Linked DNA regions of Mus musculus: all the other regions are linked to region 2. The links are chromatin loops, found by intact Hi-C in ENCODE. Cell type or tissue: left cerebral cortex. All regions are shown on one strand.

Region 1 (8,000 bases), 500 kb after region 2:
TTAAATTAGTGGAAAGGAATTTTAAGTTTTGCTGCCCGGTCCTTCTGAGCAGTCTTGTAGTTAGGTCCCTGCAGTTAGGTTTGTACTACCCACTCCCGATCTTTATGTCTAGCTTTGGCTTCTTGCTGGGCTCTCATCTCTGTAAGAAATTTCTTTGTACAACGTGTGAGATCAGCGGATTAGAAATGGTCAGAACCAAGTACGTTTTTTCCGGGTGAAGAGACCAAGTCAAACTTGGGTCGGACTCCCAAGTTTGAGACTGGTTTCAAAGGGTAAGGAGTTCTTTTAAAAGTCTGGGTTGTTTTCCTGTGTCGTGTTGTCGTACCGTGTGCTGTTCAGATGCTCACAGTTCCATCGGTTCCTGTGTCTGCTGGCGTTAGTAGTGGCTCCATTCCTTGAACCAGACACTGTGGGAGGTGGTTTTTGTTTTTTTGTTTTTTTGTTTTTTTTTGGCTTGTTTGGCTTTGAACTCGGTTGCCTTGCTTTTCATCCGGACTGTAATTCTTGTAAGAAGTACATTTCTTAACGGCGAAGGATGCTCTGCTGCCAGAGTGCTTCTGTTACTGTGAGCTTTTGCATCACTTGAGATGGAGCCTGATACCCAGAACACGGTGCTCTGTCATTTGAAATATTAATTATGGTCGGTTACGTAACTCCAACATTACAAGGGCTTTAAAAAAAAAACTATCAAACTATCAGGTCTGAAGTCAGCATTTGGGTGATTTTTGGTAAAGTTTTATTTGAAATCTGATAGCCACCCCTTTTCCTGGTTATATGACAGCATGTTATTTACTACAAAGAAAGTCTTTTTAGAGGTTATGCTGGAATCTCCCACAGGTGGGGATGGTCGATACTGAGATGATTTTTTACTATGGTGTGGCATGCGAGAGAGACTCCGCAGCTAATGTCCCCAGAGCTCACGGTCCTTAGGGTTTTGCACAGGATTTACAAAGTTTCCACGGCACTTGAAGACTTGCTGTCTAGTTCCATCCTCACAGTTCCAGCCCCGGATGCAAGACAATCAGTGCTTTCCCAGAGGTTGCTGGGACCCCTGCTGCATGTCAGCCTGTAGGTACTGAGAATTAATTTGAACCCACATCTTCTGTCTTGAAAGACATTCTTCTTTCTACATGTGACTTTCCCCCAAGAGATGAAATGAACTCTTCTGGTATGTCCATTTAAACTACCGTTGAAATCAGTACAGTGAATATGATTGTCCCTGGTTAGTTTAATGTAAGAGAGGGAATTACTATGTCCCTTAGAAGGATTGATGCTGCTGTAGGAGACAGGGGGCTCTTTCTGCATTTTGAAGAAGCAGACCTCCATTGTAGACTTCTGAAGGATTTAATTCCCAGGCCAAGGCACCTGTGAATTAAAGCCCTCCCATGACCAGTATTTTAGTTTAGTAATCAGCACCGTACAATAATGAGACAGATTATAAATGAGACGTAGTTATTTCAGAATGCGGTATTCATAAACATCGATCAGCGTCCTGGTTGAGTTATCACTGTTGCTACAGTCTTTAAGTAAGGACTGGTGCAGGCAGCCATCAGGTGAGACCTCTGCCAATGCAGGTACTCGGCTGCCTTTTGTCCAGGCCGGTGGCTCATGGTGGGCACGAGTTACCGAGTTGACTTTTAATTTTCAAAGATAACTGCTTCTCTCTGATTGCCCCAAATGTAAAATCTCACTTGCCAATAAAAGTAAGGCTAGTGCTTAATTGGCATTGAAGACAAAAGAAGTCAGGCGTGGTAAGAAAGGAAAGAAATGCAGCTTTGGTGTTCACTCACCGTTCCCCCCCACTCCCCCGGTTTGCTCCCCGGTCATGCCTACAGTGTGAAGTGCTCACGTCCTGCTGGGGAGGTTAGTTGGAGACTACAGGGGTGGTGCGTGCTACCTGGTACATTTGCCAGGGGGAGATAGTCGGAGTTATAAAGTCCCTCCCCAGAATGTCCTGTGTCGTGATTTAATGTCACACTTTGGTCATGGTTTGGATGGCTCCCCGTTCAAGTCTGTCCAAGGCAAAACCCTGTGTTTGTAATTATGTGATAATGTATAGATTGGTGGCTATTTCTGCCAAGTTATATTTAGTTGTTGTTGCTTACAGGAGGAAGCAGAGTGATGTGAGACTGTCTGTGCATTCACGCTGATAAGCCCTTTGTTGCTATTTCAAAATGATGGTTTTCGTGTGACCCATCGGACCTCGGCTTCTCAAATATTAGGGTCCTTTGCATTATTTAAGCTATGTGTGGGCCTAGGTATATGCAGAAAGAGGGCCATTAGCCCATATTTCCTTATAATGAACAGAACTCAGTGGTGTGGCGTGGCTTCCATTTGGGGGACTCCCTTTGGGAAATCGGTTTGCTTTGGTTGAATGCGCCCAGACCTGTAGAGTGAGGGCTCAGCGGTGAGATTAGCAGAGTGCTGTTTAGGTGTGGCACCTGTACACTCCAGAGAGTGATTCCCTACCTCATCCAGAGGAGGCTGCCATTACTGTTTGTTTGTTTGTTTGTTTCGCTTCTGGTTGTGAGTTATTGGAGTTTGCGTTTGGAGGGGATGGATGTAGTGACTCAGTTTGAGGTCAGCCACTTCTGAGTTTTATGCAGTGCTTTACAGAGAGATACAGTGTTCCAGCACTTGGACCTTTGGGACCCAGCCTGTGTGCCAGGCTTTTTTGTGCTGATGAGTTAGAAGGCGGCTATGCTCCACTGTAGGAGAGAGTAAGTTTCAGGTTTATAGATGTCTTCTTTCCTTAGGAACTCAGTTCCCAGCTGTTGTTCTGGGATACAGAGCGATCAGAGGTTCAGAGGAACTAGAACAGTGTTTCTGAGCCCCTCTGTCCCAGGCGATGCTGGAATTCTAATTACCGCCGACACCCCAGGGATGGAGAGGTCTTTGGGCTAGGTTTTCAGTTGTACAGCTTATCAGAAATGGCACCCTTTGAGGGCGTCAGAGAGAAGGCAAAAGTGGGTTGTTGGGTTTTGCCATGCTATTCTGTTCTGACCCTCGGAGGTCTGGGAAGTGAGGTTGCTGTAGGAGAGTTGGTTAGTGACAGGCGCAGACTTGGAAAGCCGGGCTGCCTGAAGTGCAGTTCCTTCCCTTGCTCCCTGACCACATTGGGTTGAAAGATACATGATGTGTTGTCTAATTTTATTCCTCTCCCTCCAGGTTTCTGCTTTAATTCCTCCGTCTGCTCTCCTCCCCCCAGCAAAGGGCAGGGCTCCGTTGCTTCCTTCTCATTTGCAGTGATGTCCAGTGCTCACCTCCGCCCTGGTGTGATGCTGGGGTCTAGTTCTCCTCACTCTGGTGGGAGAGTGGGAGCCTGTTAGGGGCAGACCTGGTCTCCCCTGGCCTCCTGTCTTTAGGAGGTATTGGTCAAGTTCCATACTTGCTTGGGCTTTGCAAACAGAACTCAGGCCTTCCTGGAGTGATTACCATAGAGGTGAAAGAGTGAAAGTAGGCTGGGAGTTGACAGCCACTGAGCCCTCTTCTCCTGACCTCTGTGGACAACCAGGCCTGGGGGGCGGGGGTGAGGTCTCTAAGGTACACATCACTGAGGAAGGAGGGGAAGCTCCAAGTGAAATGTGCGGTGAAAGCCAGCAGGAGAGCAGGAGAGCAGGAGAGCTTGCCAGGATTCTGAGTGTGGAGGAACAGTAGGGATCTTTCTCAGGAGATAATGAGAAGATGTTGTCAGATCTGCTCAGAATCAGATGTTTATTTACTTTTTTTCTTTCCTGAGGAACTTGTTAAGCCAGTGCACTCCACTGCAATCAGCCTTCCTTCTGAAGTTCATAATGGGATTTTTTTTTTTTTTAATTTTGGAAGTAGAGTCAAACTAGAATCGTTAGAATCCTGAAAGCTCATGGCACATAGCATATACATCTCCTTACCTGAAGGAGTTAATTTGCAGTTCCAGGCACCAGCCAGAAATTTTCCTCCCTCCCTCCCTCCCTCCCTCCCTCCCTCCCTCCCTCCCTCCCTCCCTCCCTCCCTTCCTCCCTCCCTCCCTCCCTTTCTTTTTTTCCTTTTTCTATTTTTAGACAGGGTTTTACTATGTAACCATGGCTGGCCTAGAACTTACAATGTAGACCAGGCTGGTCTGGAATTCGAGTTTATAGAGATCCTCCTGTCTGGCTGCCTGACTTCCTGAGTGCTAGGATTAAAAGTGTATACCACTGAGGACATGCTTAGCCAGAAATGGGAAGTCAGAGGAACAACTGAACTGCCCTGAAGCTGTGCCAGCTTCAACTTGGGTATCACCAGACCCCTTTGCCACTTGTCATCTGTCTGACTGAAGAAGGGAGAGAGAAAGGCATACATGTTTACTAAAACAGGAAGCGAGGTGTTTTTCTCTCTGGGACAGCACTTATGAATGGTTAAAATACAAGCAAGCGGGTAGAGGGCCTCTTTAGTGCCAGGTGCTTCCAGTGCGTTCTCTCTGACCCATTCAGGATCTTGCAAGGTCTGTAGTTTTATCCTTGTCCTGCCATCGTGTCTGTGTGTGTGTGTGTCTGTGTGTGTGTGTCTGTGTGTGTGTGTGTGTGTGTGTGTGTGTGTGTGTGTGTGTGTGTGGTTTCCCCAGTGAGGCATCTCTGGCTCCAAAATGGAAAGGAGGCAGAGCTTAGAGAGTCAGGCCTGGAACTTCAATTCTTTAGTGCTTAGAAAGGATCTGTTAAGAATAGGGAACAAAATACCCATGAAAGGAGTTACAGAGACAAAGTTTGGAGCTAAGACGAAAGGATGGACTATCCAGAGACTACCCCACCCGGGGATCCATCCCATAATCAGCCACCAAACCCAGACACTGTTGCATATGCCAGAAAAATTTTGCTGAAAGGACCCTGGTATAGCTGTCTTGTATGAGGCTATGCCAGTGCCTGGCAAATACAGAAGTGGATGCTCACAGTCAGCTATTGGATGGAACACAGGGCCCCCAATGGGGAAGCTAGAGAAAGCACCCAAGGAGCTGAAGGGATCTGCAACCCTATAGGTGGAACAACAATATGAACTAACTAGTACCCCCAGAGCTCATATCTCTAGCTTCATATGTAGCAGAAGATGGCCTAGTCGGCCATCACTGGAAGAGAGGCCCCTTGGTCTTGCAAACTTTATATGCCCCAGTACAGAGGAACGCCAGGGCCAAGAAGCAGGAGTGGGTGGGTAGGGGAGCAGGGCGGGGGGGAGGGGGGTATAGGGAACTTTCCGGATAGCATTTGAAATGTAAATAAAGAAAATGTCTAATAATAAAAAAAGAAAGGATGTAAAAGGCTGTTACTCAGTGTTGTTTTTAAATAAAAGTTTGATTATGGTAGAAGCCCACTAGGAATTTCCGTTAGTGATGATGAATTTTTTAAAAGAGGTGTCTGAAAATGTGCTTTAACAGAAAGGCCACCCACTGTGTCCTGAGCTTTCCAGCTACACTAGCATGAGCCTTGGTGGGTGTTCAAGGTGAGGAGTCTTACTTATGTATGCATCCCGAGAGTCAGAGAAAGCGGGCAACGTGGCCTAGAAAGTGTGCTACTGAAACCTTCTCTCAGGGCCTGCTGTGTGAAAGAGCCTGTAGAACCTGCAGACAGAGCTCTTTGTTTTTAATTCTTGGTCACCAAGGAATCAACTGGTTCAGAGTGTATTAGATTCTTACTTAGTTTCTGGTATAATGAGAAAGTCCCTATCCTTCAAAGCCAGGTTCAAAAGGAAGAAAGGGAAGGAAGGCAAGGAAGGAGGGAGTGAGCGAGGGAGGGAATGAGGGAATGCTAACGCACAAGGTTATATTTCCACAATCAATAGCCTTGGCTTTCTTGAAGGGAGCATATTTAAACATATATGACTTGAAATTACTATTGTTGAAGCTGCTGCTTATCCAGGGCCCTTTCTCATTTTCATGATTTATGTATATTGTTTCATTTAATTCTTCTAACATTGTTAAAAGAATATACCATGCCCAGCAGTCCTGGTACACACCTTTGATCCCCACACTCAGGAGGCAGAGGCAGGTAGATCTCTAACTTTGAGGCCAGCCTGGTCTACAGAGTGAGTTCCAGGACAGCCAGAGCTGCACAGAGAAACCCATCTCAATGAAAAAAGAAAAGAAAAAAATGAGGAAGGAAAAGAAAAGAGAAGGGAAGGGAAGGGAAGGGAAGGGAAGGGAAGGGAAAGAAAGAATAGCTCATTTTACAGATGAGAAAACTGATTAGGAGAGTCAGCTAATTAATCAAGGTCACTCTGCCTTGTGCTTTGGAGCCTGGGGTAGTGTGCAAGCAGGCACTGCGACTGCTCTAACTATAGAGCTTAATTAACTGCAAAGCCTTGCACCAGTGATCTGCTGAGCAGAAGAGGTTCCACGTGCTATAGAGGGGCAGACTGTGCCTACCGCCAGTGTGGAGACTGGTGGATGGCATTTCCTTAGGGAGTAGCCATACCCAACCAACAAAGACCAAATGGTGCAGAAAGAATTCTCTGATTATGCAAGGTGACACCCTTCAGATTTGTCCAATTGCTTAACTCCTCAGACACTCAATTTGCCCATTCACAAGTTGAGGACCCAATGCTCTGTTAGTATGATTGGTGGTTCACACACATGTAATATAGAACACACAATAGGTTCTAAAGTATTACTGCCTGCTGTTGTGGACTGTCCCGAGACAGGTGTGTGAGTACTGGTGTCACTTGGCAAACACACTGTGTCTAGTGACCACACACAGATCCTAGCATTATTATGCATGATAATCTTCTGATATGAGGGTGATCTGAGTTTTCCAGCCCTGGAAGTTCTGGCTTAGGAAGCCCCTTTAATTCCATCAGAACCAGCAGCCCTGGTTTTATTTCATTACGCTAGTCAGGGCACAGCACCCTAAGCCTAAATTTAACAAATGAAGTTCCATAAACCTTTTTTTGACCACAGCTTAGAGCGTGTCTGGACACTGCAGCACAAGAGAGCTTGCTCTGAGCTGGGAGGCTGTAAATTTCCATGATTTTCACCAATCGGCTTCTGCTGCTATTTTAAGAGTCTTAATGGTGTTCTGGCATCTTACTGGTGCTCTTCTTTGGCGTGGTAAAGGGCATGGATGTGGGCGAGCAACGTCTTTGATCTCTCCCTTCAGCATAAATCCTACACTTGGGGGTCACTACTGGTTCCAGGTCCCATTGAGAAATTAGAGGGAGTGGGGAGGGGCAGTTTTCATTCTCATTTTCACAGTGGTGTTCTTCTGATCATAATACATAGCTGTGCTCTGCTTTTCTTCCACTAGATGGCGCTCCACATAGCTGAAGATCCTCTTCTGCCCACCTAGCTTAACTCCTGAACTGAAATTAGCACTGATGCACACGCTTGCCTTTCTTTGGGGTTTCATGCATTTCTACTATTTTTTTCCTTCAAATTTAGTCTACTTTTGCCGTCATTTCAGGACACAGAGGCATGTTTTTGTCTAGTTGCTCATGCTTCTGAGTTCCTAAGGGGTGCTGTGCACAGTTGCTAGCTTGCTCTTCACATAGTTCATTTAGTCCTGGTACTACTATGTGAAACGAATTTTGTTCATCTCATTTTACAGATAAAGTAATGGCGGTCACAGGATCAGTTAACTGTTTGAGTCTAGAGAAGGCTCTGTGACCTAATGAAAGACTCTACAAACGCTAGATTGACCACTCTGAGCTAACTAGGATGGTCTGGCTTGTGGCTATGGGCCATTGTGGTCTGTTCCTTCAAAGTGGAATTACAGTTCTCAGAGTTAGTTTGCATTGGGGCATGCATATCAAAGTCTGAGATACACAGCAAGCAACAGTAAGAAAGGTTTGTCAGCTGGTGTGGGGTTTTCTGCCTATTCATGCCTTTTGCTGCTATTGACAAGAGTGAGTTAGAGGGCCTGCCTGTGCCAGGGACAGAGCCACAGGAGGGTTTTAGAAAAACAAACATGCCTCTCTTTTAAGGTGATTTTTTTTAACAGTGCTGAATACTGGATCACTATATCTAGTGACTATAAGAATTCCAAAAATTGATTATCATC
Region 2 (8,000 bases):
GAGATAGGACATCCACCTGGTATCTGTTACTTTTTAGGAAGGTTATTCTCTTTTTCTCTTTTTTCCTTTTTTTTATTAGAGATTTTCTTTATTTACATTTCAAATGTTATCCCCTTTCCTGATTTCCCCTTTGAAAACTACCTATCCCCTCCCCCTCCCCCTGCTCACCAACTCACCCACTTCAGCTTCCTGGCCCTGGCATTCCCTTATACTGGGGCATAGAACCTTTACAGGACCAAAGGCCTCTCCTCCCACTGATGACCGACTAGGCCATCCTCTGCTACATATGCAGATAGAGCCACAAGTCCCACCATGTGTTTTCTTTGGTTGGTGGTTTAGTCCCAGGGAGCTCTGGAGGGTACTGGTTAGTTCATATTGTTGTTACTCCTATGGGTCTGCAAACCCCTTCAGCTCCTTGGGTACTTTCTCTGGCTCCTTCATTGGAGACCTTGTGCTCCATCCAATGGATGGCTATGAGCATCCACTTCTGTGTTTGTCAGGCACTGGTAGAGCCTCAGGAGACAGCTATATCAGGCTCCTGTCAGCAAAATCTTGTTGGTATCTGCAATAGTGTCTGGGTTTGGTGGTTGTTTATGGGATGGATCCCCAGGTGGGGCAGTCTCTGGGTCGTCATTCCTTCAGTCTCTGCTCCACACTTTGTCTCTGCAACTCCTTCCATGGGTATTTTGTTCCCCCTTCTAAGAAGGATCGAATTAGGAAGATTATTCTTAAAGAGATGTGGAACTATGACTCCCTCCCAGAAGTCATAGTTGCCTTCCATTGTTCCTCAGTTACGTATAAGGTGTTAGCAGAATCCTCAGGCCCCAAATTGATCTTCTCTCAGTATACTTGTTGTGTGTTGTGTGTAGTTTGTCTCTAGATATAAATGCTGAGAGGTGCTGAGACTTTAAGAGGTAGGGTGGGCACTAATCTAGTCATGTGAGATCTCGTCTACCAGGAGTCCAGCAGTAATCCTTTATGGAGTGATGACTCAGTCAACTCCTACCAGGTACCACCTTTTAAGACATCTATCACCTTTAAATTCTGTTACATGGAGAAGTAAGTATCAGCGAAACTTTGGGGGGGGTGATTAATCGTGTTCTAACCATAGTTCAGCCTAGCCTACCTACCTTAGGCAGGGATTCTTTCCTAAACAAAATGTGGGAATTTCTGGTCACTCTCTTCCAAAGGCTTGTTCATATTTTTGTGAATACATATCACTCCTTGGCTTCTTGTGCACAGGAAGGATACTTGTTGATTTCCCCAAGTGACATTACAATGCCACCAAATAGTCCAGTTATATCTTTCCTCCAATGAAGAGGGACCATTTGCAGAAAGGAAAAGCCTTGCTTCATTCAAACTAGATTTCACTCCACACAGACCAGCATTTAGACAGCCTCTAGTTTTACAGGCCAGCAGGATTTCTTAGACTGAAAACTCTGACATTATTTTAAACTTCAGATTTTGATTGGGTGGATCTGGGAGAGGCCTCAGACATGCTTGTCTAATAAGTTCCTGGTGAGGATGTTGCAGCCTGCTCTCATACCACACTTTGGAAGCAGGTTCTGGATACTCAAGAAGAAATCTGGCCAGGTCTGAGTTCCTAGTTCTTAGTGTTAGTCTCTTAGGAAGCAATGGTTGGTGGGTAAATTTGTCATTGGCTACATTAAATAATTTATTCATCCTAGTTATCTGTTGACAGACACCACCGGCTGAGATGTTAGTATCTGATGATCAATGTGGTTTACATTAGTTCTAACAACCACCATGTGCAAAACTTATCATCATTGCTCCAACATGGCAGAGGAGAAAACCCACAGTCAGAGAGACAGAACAATTATTTTAGCAGTGATGCCAGCATGTATGCCCATTAGCCTGGGGCTTGACCATCTGTGTCATTCAGATGCTATGGAAGGGGTACTGGTTAAGCCCCTGGGTTTCTTGTCAACTTGTAGAGCAGCTTTGAATACTCAGTGGTTGCTTCATGATCCCCTTCTTTCATTGATGAGATGGCTACGTTTTTATGTCAATGCTACAAGTTTTTTGTTTGTTTAGGTAGAAGATTATAATTTTCTTAAAAGCACGGACTCCAGCTGACCTGGAGAGAAGGACCTCACAACTGAGATGCTTGCTTGAGAGCATGGTTTTGTCACATTAGGAAAACTTAAATTGCATGCAGCACTGCTGGAAAGTATAAACATGTTTTTTTTATGTGACACACCTCTCTGTTTCTGTATTTCTGTCTTTCTTTCTGTCTCTGTCTCTCTCCTTCTCCCTATTTTCACACACAAAGTGGAATTGCCAAAGCCTTGTTGATTGTGAACTGCCAAGTATCCCTGTCATTGTGACTCTTTTTTCTTGAACTCCATCAGATTCTTCTTCAAATACTTATCTCAACCTTTTGCAACATTCTGCCCATCTATCCCTGTGGCTGAAATGGGGCAGGACTACTGAGACATTTGTGGAACTGTTAGGCTTGGGAAACACGGGACTTTTCTCTATTTCCCTTCTCTGTTTTCATCCTGTGACAATGAAGAATGAAGTTGTCATTTCTGACTTTGCCACTAGGCTGTGCTATTGGTCTGTTCTTTGGTCCCTTGTCGCCTCCATCGGCTCTGTGGAAATGTATTATTCAAAGTGGGGTGGTAGCTACCAATAGTTAGACTTGCTATATAGAATGCTGCAGATAGATAGTCACCAGTGAACAGGATGTAGGAAAACCTTAGTTGCACCCCTACTCACCTATACTTGTGCTTATGTGTGTCCTTTCAGAATGAAGCTCCACCTTGGCTGCACTTTGAAGGACACAGATTCATTGTGAAAACCTACAGTTTGTTCTCAACTGTTTCAAAAGGATGTATCATTTTGGCTCTGTGCATCAGTGTAAACGGATCCCTCTAGGGAGATGTGCACCTATTTCCAGGCTCAGTTGAAGGAATGAGGAAGTTTGGGGTATGGGGGCAACAGTGGGTGGCAGAACTGATGCTGCTGGGCTGAGCTTGATAGAGGATGAAAATAGCCTCCAAGTCTGCACCTAGCTTCCTTGTTGCCCAAGACAAAGCCTTCCTTGGGCCTGTTGCTCTATGATTACCTCTAGGCGGCAGCAAGCCTACAGGAAAGCATACAGGAGAGACCAAGACCAGAAAAGGGATTCTAGCTGGTGCAGCTTAAGTTTCGAACACTTAGGGTGGTTGTGTGGCCTTATACATGGCTTGCTTCCTGACCAAAGGACTTCACTTTCTTTTGCAATGGAGAGGGTAATAATAGCTGCTCTGTTGGGGTGTCTGAGGGATATTCACATAATGTGGTATGTGCATCAAGTGTAGGCATTGAGGGGGCTAGGGAAACAGCATCTTATTTTGCTTTGTAGCCTTAGGCAAATCTTATAACCTCTTTGGGTCAGAAACCAGCTTGTTAAAAAAAAAAAAACAACGCTGGGGGTTTGGGGCTTTGTTTCATCGTGAGGGTTTGAGTCCAATTCTTAGAACCTACACACACACACACACACACACACACACACACACACACACTCACTCACTCACTCATACTCACATACACATGCACACGTGTGCACGTGAAATTTGGTGGTGTGTTCAGCTTTGGGCAGGCAGATACTTGGGACTTGATGACTACCCAGTCTATCCTAGGCTAATCAGCCCTAGATCATTTAGAAATTCAAAAAACAAGGTGTATAGCTTGAGGAATAGTACTCAAGGCTAACCTTTGTATGCCATACATATCTACACATATGTACACATATGCACACATGTATGTAGACATATGCATACACACACAAATCCAACTAAGATTGAAGGAGAAGATGCTTGTCTGAATCTGTTTCAGCTGCTATATCCAAATATGTGAGTAACTGGCCAATGATAGAAACTTTCCCCTCAGTCCTCTGCAGTCTGGAAGTCTGAGGTCAAGTAGCAGCTTGTTCCATGTCTAGAGAGGCTCACCCTAACCCTGTGGATTGTAGAAACCCTGTGACTTGTCGACAGTCCCTCTTGCTGCATCAGTACCTGGAGAAGGGAAGAATAGCTCCACACACCACTCCTTTAAGGTCACTCAGCATGTTTAAAAGGGCTGTGCTCTCTCGGCTGAATCACCTCCTCAAAGCCTCACCTTCTGCTCCCATGACATTGGCAATTAGGTCTCAACATGCAAGTTTAGGAGATATAAAACACCCAGATCCCAGCTGTGAGTAAGGTCTTTCCCCTTCTGCACTTTGACCATGCCTGTGCTTTCTACCTTCACAGACTTGACCTGGAAAATAATCAGAAAAACTAAAGACTTTGGAGGGAACGACATGAATGGGCAATTAGAATGACCTAGATTATTTGTGCAGCGTAGTTCACACTTCACTAGGGGACAAGAATGCCCATGCTATCTTCCTTTCCCAGTCAGCTCCTGAGTTATGCTGCAGACCACAGATAGCCCTTCCACAGACCCACGGGTGATTCCAAATCCTTTCAGCTCCACATCTGCTCATTGATTCTCAATGGGCAAAAATTATATTGTTCCCCTATTTATTTTGGAGTTATTTTTCTCTGGTCTTCCTGCTGCTGGAGTGGTTTACAGATAACACTTTCTATTACTGTACATGTTTGCCTCTCCATAAAGCAGGGATCTGTAACGGAACTGTCCATGGTACCTGCCACTTGGTAATGATTCCGGAGGAGATTCTGAGATGAATGCATGGGGAAAGAGAGTAGATGGGACAAGGAAGGAATAAATGAAAGAATGAATGAGACATCTGTAATCATAAAACCTCAAGCCCCACAGCAGCATTGTGCATGGGGACAGACCGTGGAAGTGTGGCACACACTGGGCTGCCTCCTCCACCATGGCAGACCAAAGCAATCCCTTTTATGCTGTCCAAGCAATTGCTGTCAAGGTCATGCATTTGTGATCTCACACTCAGTCTTTTATTTTTTTCTTTTGATATTGTGTGTGTTCAAATATATAGACTTCATGTTCTCTTTTATTTTCCTCGAAGGTGAAACTTTTGCTTTTTTTCATCTATAAAGATGTTTTTAAAATCCCATCTTGAGGCTTTAAAGATTTCTCTCCCAGCAGCTAGATACAGATATATAAAATCCACCCACATTACAAATGAAAATGATTGATACACATCAAAAAAGTTATCTGCATTGGATAATAAAACTTAGCTCAAGTCTCTCTTTAAAACCCTCACTCCATGAATTTAACTGAAAAGGCAGATTTCTTAGAAATTCAGCACTAAGGAATTTAAGTGCTTGGAAAGTTGGTAGTGCCAAGGGAAAACACATTTTAAAATATTTATTTATTTTATTTTATGTGCATGTATGTATGCCTGGGTGTATGTCTGAGTATCAGGTGCATGCAGGAGCCTGCAGAAATCAGAAATGTCGAATCTCTTGGGAGCTGGAATTACAGACGATTATGAGTCACTGTGTGGGTGAACCCACATCCTCTTCAGTGCAGTAAGTGCTCTTAACCACTGAGCCATCTTTCCAGCTCCAAATTCAAATTGTTGTTAATGGTCCTGGAATTTTATATAGAATGTACCCTTTAATTCTTCCATGTGACAAAGCAATTAGCATTAGTCTTAATATAGAGTGGGGGCATCTGAAATTCTGTTATGTTAAGAAATTACATGCATATACATTGGTGGTATCGATCCCAGCAATGTTTCTTCTAATGCAGGCCTGTAGAATTACAACTTCAGGCAATATATGTGTCCTGTGGTCATAGGATTTGATTACTTATTGCACAAGGCTGAGTGCTAGAGTGTCTTCTTCAGAGGACATGAGTTAGAATCCTAGCTTTTCCACTTATTAGCTTGTGAGGCTTTGGACAAATACATGTCTTGGTTTCCTTGCTTGTAGAACGGGCATTCTAATACTGCCTTCTTTGTAGGATTGCTTTGAAGATGAAGTGACTATTAATCCTTAGAAGCATACCTGAGCAATAGCAGGTATTCAGCAAAGGTTAACTCAGTTGTTGTGTGTTGTGGGGGATTAGAACTCAGTTGCTGGGTGTTGTGGGGGATTCGAATTGTTGTGACTTCCCACCTTTGCTTGTCAATAAGGTCTTTCTAGCCTAACTCTACTTTTAAAATCACCTTGCTATGAATTTAAAAAGCACCCCATCTAAGTCACCTTGTTTCAGCCTTCCAGAAATTGCTTAATAAATATTCAAATTTTTGATGACTCTGAACAGCCCTCCCAGAGTGTTCTTGTATGAAAATACCATGTGGAGACCCTGGATCTGTTTTGAACCAGAGAACATTTTCCATTATCTAGAGGCCAGAAGGGGCCAGAAGTCTTTGATAAATGATCTCCCTAGCTCCAAATAAAAGTGGCCCAAGGATGACAACCCAGACCTTTCCAGGCAGGATTGGGGAGCAGAGGCTGACACATTGTAGGGGGAAGGACCATAGCCCTGTCCTGGGAAAGGAGAATTGGAGTTCTTGAGTCCCTAGAAGGAAAGGATTTGGGTGATACCAAAGCAAAGAGTCTTTGAGGTGAGAAATGGCAGGAATGGGCTGGCTGAGCCTCCATCTATCACGTTGCAGGCCACAGCAGACACTTCTATGGAAAAATTCTCAGCACACAGAAGGAATATGTGGTTCTGCAAAACCCAGCCTTCTAATGGACTTCATAGTATTATACAGGGAGGATGTTTAGCTGCCATCATGGTAATTAGAAAACAGATCATGCCCCATGTTTCATATCACGCACACTCTAGTGTCTCAGTAGCATGACCTTAGGGGTTCAGTAAGAGTCAAAATCTTTCCCCACCACGTTCTTGACCTTAGAAAATTAGTTTCTTCACAATCACATGTAGATGCTAACATTCTTACCCAAAATGTTGTGAAGATTAAATGAGTTAAAGTTGGGGACCACATCTGACCTTAAGTGCTCAACAGACACTGAGTGTTTGTATCACAAGAGAGTCGCCTCCGTTCTTCATCTCAGAATAGGCTCAGCACCTCTCTTGGCTGATGAGGTGAGATGGACCCAATTTGATTTTAAAATAGCAGCATGACTGGCTGTCTTAGCCATTGTTCTGTTGCTGAGAAGAGGTTATACCATCACCAAAGTCACACTTATAACATAAAACAATTAATTGAGGGCTTGCTTACAGATTCAGAGTACATTTTAATCATGGTGGGGAGTATGGCATTGGATTCAAGTGCAGAAAAAAGATAAAGACAGAAAAACAGAGACAGAGAGAAAGACAGACAGACACGCACACTAACACACATCAACACACACACACATACACACACACACACACACACACACACACACACACAGGCAAGATATGGGGCTTGACATACATGGACTTTTGAAACCTTAAAGCCCACCCCCAGTGGCTTCAACAAGGTCATCCCTACTCCAACAAGGTCACATCTTCTAATCCTTGTAATCCTTTCGAACAGGTCCACTCCCTGGTGACTAGGCATTCAACTATATGAACCTGTGGGGGCCATTCTTATTCAAACCATCACAATGGCATTTCTTGAATTGCAGTGATAGTGAGCAGCCCAGTTCTTCTGGCTGTACAGTTCTTCTCATTATTGTGGGTGTGCACTGCATATCGACAGGCTCAGGGTTTCAGTCTTTGCCCTGATTATGATACTGCCACGGAGTACTTAATACTCAGACTTCTCCCTTACTCTGCTCTGTCAACGGTTGATTAAGATGGAATCCCTTCAGCATCCATCTCTGTATTTCCTGCTACCTTGGAATGCGGTTCTCTAGAGTATTTCCATGTTACAGGTATTCTGGCTAATCATCATGGGAACGAGGGAGAAGTGAAAGCATAGCAGAGGGCAAATTAACTCTGTAAAGTGATGTCAGCCGTGTTCTTAGCTTGCGATTCTTGCTTCTGTTTCTGGGAGGTTCAGAGATCCTGTTTCTTTTCTGCTTCTTTTCTGTCCTCTTTCCTTAACTGCCCTGCCTTGTGTAGACACGAAAAAGCACTGACAAGCTAGCTTAGGCCTTTGTTGT
Region 3 (8,000 bases), 280 kb after region 2:
TGCCAGCCAGCACAGGCTGATTTTGAGCTCCTTGACTTTCAGAAAGTTGTTTTCTTTATGTACCTTTAAGGCTCTTCCCTCCTCACTCAAGATAATTGCTCTTGCTTCTATCTTTGGGGCTACTCAGGAACTTTTATTTGTACCAGGTTTATTTCATGGAACAGTAGAGAAGCAAAGATGTGGATTCAATAGAGAGAGTAAAGGTACAGTTGATAGAACTCTTTCTCATTTATACTACATTGCCAGTGGATTTATAGACTGAGGGGGGCTTAGATAGATATGCTAAACCCCACTTCATCTTCTTATCATAACCCTTGGCCAAATGCCTATCACCCTCTAGTTTCTTTTGGTAAAGAATAGTCCATATTTTTATTTTAAGCCAAAGGATTTTGCTGCACTTTCTCTGTCAAGGTTTAGGTTCATAGATAAGGGTTGGCATAGATAAGAGTTAGCATATTAATCAGTGAAATGAAGTAATCAAAATTAGGTAACATTTCCTATGGAAAAACTGTGCCTCATACAACATGAAGAATGTAGCCGTATTGCTCCATGGAGCTGGCTGCCTGAGAGTTGAAGCTGCCCTTGCAGAGACAGACAGAAAATGATATGTTGCTAGAGTCTTAATATCTATTTTTAAATGGATAAGGATATTTTATTTGTTTTCATTTTCACCTTTGAGGTCCTGAAAGACTGACGGCCTCTTCTTACACTTTATTATGATTCCCATTGTAATAAAATACAATTTAATTTTATATCTTGAAATATATTTTAGCTTCCAAGTGTCTTGCTTTCTTAAAATTTTGCATTTTTGTCATTGATGCTCTTGTAGAATGAATACAGATATAAATATAAATACAGATATAAATATAGATACAGAAACTTACTTCAGTTTGAAAATTCGTTCTATTCTTCCAACTGATAACAAAGGATTGTGATTTTAAGAAATGTGATTTTTGCCAGGCGGTGGTGGCACATGCCTTTAATCCCAGCACTTGGGAGGCAGAGGCAGGCAGATTTCTGAGTTCAAGGCCAGCCTGATCTACAGAGTGAGTTCTAGGACAGCCAGGGCTATACGGAGAAACCCTGTCACAAAAAAAAAAAAAAAAAAAAAAAAAAAGAAAAAGAAAAGAAAAGAAATAGGATTTTTGTGTGTTTAATTCTTAAGTGCCATGTACACACTGAAAATAAGAAGCCAGGGCTTGGGAGATGCTTCTGTGATCAAAACACTTGCCGTGCAAGCATGAGAGCCTAAGTTTGAGGGTCTGCATATAACTCCAGCTTTAGAAGATACTAACATGGATACCTGCTTTCCCACACACATATGGATGTGCCCACACACATGCAAACCTACACTCACATGAAAATGTGAAAAAATGATTGGCTTCCATGAGTTACCATATCTTTTTTATACAGTTTGGATTCAATGTGAGGCCATGCATACAGTGCATCATTGACAAGAATGGATGGAGAAGAGAATATAGGTTTGTTAGTAGGACTAAAATCCAAGAGGTTTGGGTAATTCAGACTTACTAAATTAGTGGAGTCACTGGCAATCTTTACTTACATATAGAAAAGAGGATGGAGATAACCTTTTACACATTATGTGGGATGATCTAAGAAATTGCAAGGGGTAGAGAAAACCTTAAAGTAGCCAGGTGGGGCTGAAGCTGGATCTTTTTTGGACAAAGGAGGCAAAAGTTATATAAAGAGAAGGGATTTGGTAGAGAATTTGGGCAATGAAGAGAAGAAAGGAAAGGGAGAGAAGAGAAGGAAGGGAGAGAGGGAAACACAGAGAGAGGTAGGAGAAAGAAAGGGGGAGGGGGAGAGGAGGGGAAGGGGAGAGAGAGAGAGAGAGAGAGGCGCTGTTGAAAAGGAAAAATTGCTTAATAAAGCAATGTAGGTTTGGAATGTTGGTAGATGTGTTTTGCTCTTCTCTGTAACCACAAATACCCTTCCTTTCAAGTCTTAACTTTTTTTTTTTTTTTTTTTTTTTTGGTTTTTCAAAACAGGGTTTCTCTGTGTAGCCCTGGCTGTCCTGGAACTCACTCTGTAGACCAGGCTGGCCTCGAACTCAGAAATCCGCCTGCCTCTGCCTCCCAAGTGCTGGGATTAAAGGCGTGTGCCACCACGCCCGGCTTCAAGTCTTAACTTTTAAAGAAATCAACCATTCCCTTCCAGACACCGATGTAATTTCTGATGTTGTAAAGAGGAGAAAGCTCTGTGTGTGTAGGGGGGGGGGGGTGTGCACGCGCACGTTCACATGCATGTATGTGTACATGAGTATGAATGAGTGTCATCAACAAAAGTTTCTGGGACAAAGCTGTGTCTGTAGAGCAAGGCTGATTTTTCTGGTTACAGTTATGGTGATGTGGAGAGATTGTGATGGTGAAGGCCCAGAACTAATTATTTTATCTTAAACTAGCTTTAGCCCCATGAATAGTCATTCCTCAACCAACTCTGTGACTAATAGATTAAAAAGCCAAGCCAAAACAAACAGACAGAAATCCTTTTGGAATCTCTTAAGTCAGCCAACCATTACCTTCTACCAGTCCCAAAGTTAAGAATGGCATCAGCATCTGAGGGTGCTGAAACCTTCCTTTCTGTGACTACCCCTCTGCTATAGCTAACAATGTATTTTACACTGGTCTTTGGTCTGAAAACTATAAAACATTGTGAAACTTTTCCCATGTTGAAACATGGAATTTAGAGTAAACTAAATTGGTGTCCTGGGTCATGGTCACTCAAATTTGACTCTAGAATAAACCATTCTTTAAGGCGAGAGAGGTGGTTTTTGCATTATCATTGTGTATGCATGTGTGTTTATGTGTAGGTCTACGAACATGCATGTATGTTGGCATGAGTGCATCATTTGCATACATGTGTATATGTGTATGATATATGTTTGTTCCTGCTTCTATTTCAATGTTCATGTAGTAAGAGAGAGTTAAGAGAGGGACACATAAGAGGACTCAGCTATATCTCAGTTGTCGCAGTTGGTCAAGTACAGAGTCCTTCAGAGTGGACCAGGATGGAGTGAGGCAGTTGTCTATAACATAATTTTCTCATTCTGCTGCATTCATTCCTTAGGACTTAGTTCTTGAAACCTACCTGGGTGAGAATCCCTGGTTGACACACTAAAGTCCCTATCATCTTGGTGTTAGAGTTAGTGATAACAAGATTAACTACAAAGAATATAGGGTTGAATATATAGCTCAGGTCCATAAAGTGTTTGCCGTGGGAGCACAAGAATCTGAATTTAAGCCCTTATAGCCCACATAAAACCCAGGCATGGTATGTGTGCTTGGAAGCTCAGTGATATGAAGGTGGAGACAGGAAGACCTCTGGGGCTCACAGATCATATGGGCTAGCCTAATCTTCAAGACCCACATCCCCGTGAGAGATCCTATCTCTGAACCCCAGATGCATTAATCTGTGGGCTAAAAAGGACACAAAGTTGGGTAGATAACAAAGGATATACACAAGTAAGGAGTAGAGGAAGAGGTCAATATGGTCAAGACTCAATATACAAAATCTACGAAGAACTGTTAATCAAAAACAAACAACAAAAACCAGCTACCGAAGAAGGACACTCAAGGTTGACTTAGAACCATCATGTGCTTGTGCCCCCCTTTACATGCATTTACACCTGCACACACACGTGCCCACATGAAGAATCACATATACATTTTTTTCAAAAGAGATTTTTGACAGATATTTTTTATATTTCACTAGCAACTCAAGGCAGCTAAAATCAGGAAAACACAAAGGACTTTCACATCCTAAGTGGAGGATAATGGATAGTGTACAATTGATACACGCTTAACATTTCTTATGCTGAAGTAATTTTGAGAGATCTTTGCTCCTTGCTGCTTATAAGTGATGAAATAGCATCCATAAAATGCAGGTCAAAAAAGCACAGCTTGAAAAAGCAATTAAAGCAACCCTCTATTGCTTTCCCCAGTCACCTCTTTGAAATTTATGCAGTAGGTCCACCTTTTCATGCCCCTAATAAAAACAATGCAAACTCACTCATAGCTTTTTAAGCCATTTTAAGTTCCAGCCATTGTCTTGATTTAGTACTCCAGTGCCCACTCAAAGATCTTAGCCCAAATGGGGTGATTTTATAGTGAGTCTTCTTCATTCTTTTGGGCATAGATAAGTTTGCAAGAGCCTGTGGTGGGGAAAGGTAGGACCTCTGTGGTGGGTTTCTCAATATCTGACTTGTGTTTTAACTGTTTAATGAATGACAACTTCTTTTTCCATTTCTATCTCTCTGGGACTGGAAGGGGTGAGAGGAGAGGGGCAAGTGAGAAGATCTGCTTTGGATGTCACTGCAGGATCTGTCAGAACCATTGACATTCCTGGATACTTCAGACATCTTACATTTACAAAAGCCTCTGAAAGTCCCCCACACCAGATAGAAGCAACTGCATTTTGGAAGATGTCTCCTTCCCTTCCTTTATTAACTGCTAGAATTCTGACTTTTTAAATAATGACATCTCACCACAACTTATATTATTAATTTCAAGGTACCTTCTCTGGCCATCTCTCAATGAAAAATGTCACACGTCACCTCACTGGTTTCTGGAAAAAGCTCCTGTGGCCTTTGCTCCAAGAAACCCTAGGTTTCTAAGCAGGCTCCATCAAGAAACTGGTGATTGGCCCTCTTCTCTGTGGTCCCTTGGTTAGGAGTGGATCTCAATGTAAGAAATACTTCCTGGAGCTTTGGGGTGACCCACAGAGGCCAAAATGCACAAAATGCACTGTTGCAGACATCTCTGCAGGTTTCCTCTCTCCGTCACTTTGACTTTCGTTGCAACTGCAGTGTGGATGAGGCTCTTTGGACAGGCGCCCTGACATTTCCTTTTCAGTTTTACCACTGGGAATCTGGATTTGAATTTCTCATGTGTTACCTCATGGCACTTGCCAGAGGCTTTGAATTTAACAGCCTGCTATAAATTTGCTTCAAGATATCTTGTGTGCCAAGAAGAGAATTTTTTTCCTCTCTCTTTCTCTCCCTCCTTCTCTTTTTGGTCTTTCATCCAAATGTTCTGTGCCTGTGCAACTCTGTGACTCAGTAGCTTAGACACATTCTCTAAGTCACGAGATGGAATGACTCACACCTGTTTTGTACTGTCTCTAAAGATGACACTGAGTCTTCAGGGAGGACGACAGCACTTGGTACAATTCAGGTAAGGTGGAAGCTAGACTGAAGAAAAAAATCCCTGGAAAATTAAGATGAGACACGACATCTGGTACTAAGGACAGACCATGGCATAAGGCATACCATTATGCTACATAGCACATCACTTTTTTTTGGAAACCTTTTATTAATAAACTTCCATAGCAGAGACTATAATTACAGGATCAGTAAAGATAAGTCCAATGGTTGTGGCCAAAGAAAATGCAGATTATTTAAGATGAATTTGCTTCTTTTTCATCTGATTCGTCATCATCCATCACCTGCTCTACACCTTCCACTTCTGGAATATAAAACTGCAGCATGTTCGAATCCCGCTCTTCAGGGTGATGATGGAGCTGGGGCAGCTGGGGCAGGAGCCCTGGAGCTTCAGCCGCACAATGCCATCTTCAAAGGCCCTGTAGATCACGTCGCCCCCATCCTCCTGCACAGTTGGCCGTATTCTAGTATCTAACAGTTCTTTAATCATTGCCACGACTCCGTCATCTTCCTCAGAGCCTGCTTCTCCCGGAGGCGGAGGCGTCTCCTCGGTCACTAGGGGTAAGCCAGATGCAAAGAAGTCCATAATTGTGGCATGAATGTCTGGTTTCAGTAAATTCCAGTCTAACTCTCCATTCTCCTTTGTGACTGTGATGAAATCTGGGCCGAAGAAGACGCTCTTCACACCTTCAATTCTGAATAACTGCCTGGCCAGAGGGGAGCGGAAAGCTGCAGCAGGGGTGGAGAAATCCATGGTCCTCGTCTCAAGAACCCGCTTTCCTGGTATAAACTTTAAGCTGTTGGGATTTGGGGTGTCTTGTGTTTGAATAAACATGTTACACAAGGATGCGCGCAGCGGGAAAAGTGGTCTCCGTACATATTGGTGCAGAGGTTGTTTCTTAAAGGTGTGTGGAGTCGCTACATGACAGAACCACCTGCACAGCCGGGCTACACCGACCGCTGCTCCCCATGCCCGCTCGGCCGCCGCCATCACTTCATTTTTAAAACAGCCATCCTCCTCTCCGAAGTAGTATTATTTCTTCAGATATTGCTCAGATGTTACTTTTTCTAGAAAGCTTGCTTGACCACAGACCATAGTAAGGCTGTGCTCTACTCTTTCAGAGCAAATTGCTGTTGAGTATTTATCACACCGGGCAGTAATTGTCTGCTTGCTCCTGAGCTTCTTCATTTATTATCTAAATGAAAACAAGACAGACAAGTGACTGTGTTATCATTTATCCTAAATGCCTGGTGCAAAGCCGACATTCATAGACGCTTAATAAACATTGTGTTTATGTGATAGTTAGGATAAGGTTAGGGTATCCTGTAGCAACAAATAACCCCCAACACTAGAGATCTTGGCCTAGGTAAGATAGAATGTGTCCTCACGTTAGGCTACAGAGACATACCAGGGAAGCTTTCCTTCATGAAGTGACCCAGCCAGTCAAACCTTCTAGATCTAATAATCCCATTTCAACAACCTAATGTGCTCTGTTTGTTTTGACTTTCACTCTAAGAGTCACTGTCACAAAGATTTAAAGAACAAAATGTAGGAACTGAACCCATCACATGATGAGCATTTCACTGTGAGTTCAGTGTGGTTTAGAAAAAACTATTAGAAAGATAGTTCTTCTCTCCGTTTAACACACCTGAGAACCCACTCATAAAAATACTCTTCAGACGTTTTCAGAATAAATATAACAGAAACAGGAAAAAAAATGTTGATCTAGGGTTTAGTGGTTATGAGCACTAACTGTTCTTCCATAGAACCCTCGTTTGATTCCCAGCAGCCACAGGGCAGTTCACAGCCATCTGTAACTCAAGCATATTGTGACCAGACATATATGCAGGTAAAACACCAATACATATAGCAAACAAATACAATTTATAAAAGCGTTTTTAAAAGCTGTAGTAGAGAAAATGTAATGCTGAGATAGTGGGCACCATCTACTCTGTGCTTTAACATGGGATTATGCAAGTCACTTATGTGGCACATTGGCCAGGACTGCTCCTGTGGATTTGTGTCACTGTGATGGTAAGCGTATGATGGTAGTGTGAAGAAACTAATCTCCCTGTTCCCCAAACCCCATTTAATCTCTTTGTGCAGACGCTGGTCGGCTGAACACTGAGCTGACTAGTTTGACAGACACTGGAGCAAGTGGAGGGTAAAGTGTTATGCTGGAGAAGGAGGCTACACGTGGGAAACTCTCAGGGCCACATGGAGTCCATCTTTGTTCAACCATATGAGCTGCTCTATCTGTTGGAGGCTACATGGTACCTCGGATCTATTATTTGTGCTTCTAACAAATACTTAATCAAGGACTTCAGCAACCATGTGACAGAGTTGGGATTTGGGCTTGGCACTTGTTCATAGTGTGGAATATTCAAACCTATGCATGACAAAAATTTTGGGCAAGCAGAAACAAGAACATTGGGGTGCTGCTAAATTGGTCCCAGGACAAACAGTGCAGTGAGCAGTTGCCTCTACTCTTTTAATCAAATTTGACAGACATACCACAATGTAGCAAGGTCACGTTTTCAGTCTCTCTCTCTCTCTCTCTCTCTCTCTCCCTCTCTCTCTCTCTCTCTCTCTCCTCTCTCCTCTCTCTCTTGCAATGAAGAGTTAGCAAAAGCCACATTTTGTTATATTTGATATATTTAATTTTGGCAGCTCTATTGAGTACCTGTAATGCTCAGCAGGGTTGAGGTGCAGAGGGCTTACAGATGGGATATGAGCAAGCCCTGTGCTTTAGGTGCTCAGCATTTAGAAGGCAGTGGGCAATGATTGCAAGCTCCTTCTGTCCACTGCATTGCGAAGGTC

The links. Hi-C counts contacts between places; a loop is a spot of excess contacts. Peaks named below come from ENCODE experiments on the same cell type or tissue, not always from the same donor. Only the 100,000 strongest peaks of a DNase experiment are listed, where the experiment ranks them.
Region 1: it touches region 2 in a loop (7-fold over the local background); 17 of 42 quality-filtered maps call a loop at or near these places.
Region 3: a loop joins it to region 2, with 3 times the contacts of the local background. A loop is called at or near these places in 3 of 42 quality-filtered maps.

What each region holds. Positions count from the first base shown.
Region 1 is chr15:68,930,193-68,938,192 of GRCm38, forward strand. All of the region lies in intron 1 of Khdrbs3 (KH domain containing, RNA binding, signal transduction associated 3), which reads left to right. Among named protein-coding and RNA genes, the nearest start is that of Khdrbs3, 5.8 kb to the left of the region's middle. In left cerebral cortex, CTCF peaks have their summits at 3,577 and 7,247 (motif pointing right); DNase peaks (open chromatin) are centred at 105, 585, 884, 1,604 and 5 more places; H3K4me3 peaks cover 5,216 bases; H3K27ac peaks cover 3,817 bases.
Region 2 is chr15:68,426,036-68,434,035 of GRCm38, forward strand. No RefSeq gene overlaps it. Among named protein-coding and RNA genes, the nearest start is that of Mir30d, 89 kb to the left of the region's middle. In left cerebral cortex, CTCF peaks have their summits at 2,559, 3,108 (motif pointing right) and 5,483; DNase peaks (open chromatin) are centred at 2,581, 3,074 and 5,417; H3K27ac peaks cover 1,327 bases.
Region 3 is chr15:68,709,594-68,717,593 of GRCm38, forward strand. It overlaps the pseudogene Gm7859. Among named protein-coding and RNA genes, the nearest start is that of Gm49415, 42 kb to the right of the region's middle. In left cerebral cortex, no CTCF peak of the experiment used is centred here; a DNase peak (open chromatin) is centred at 4,983; H3K27ac peaks cover 1,680 bases.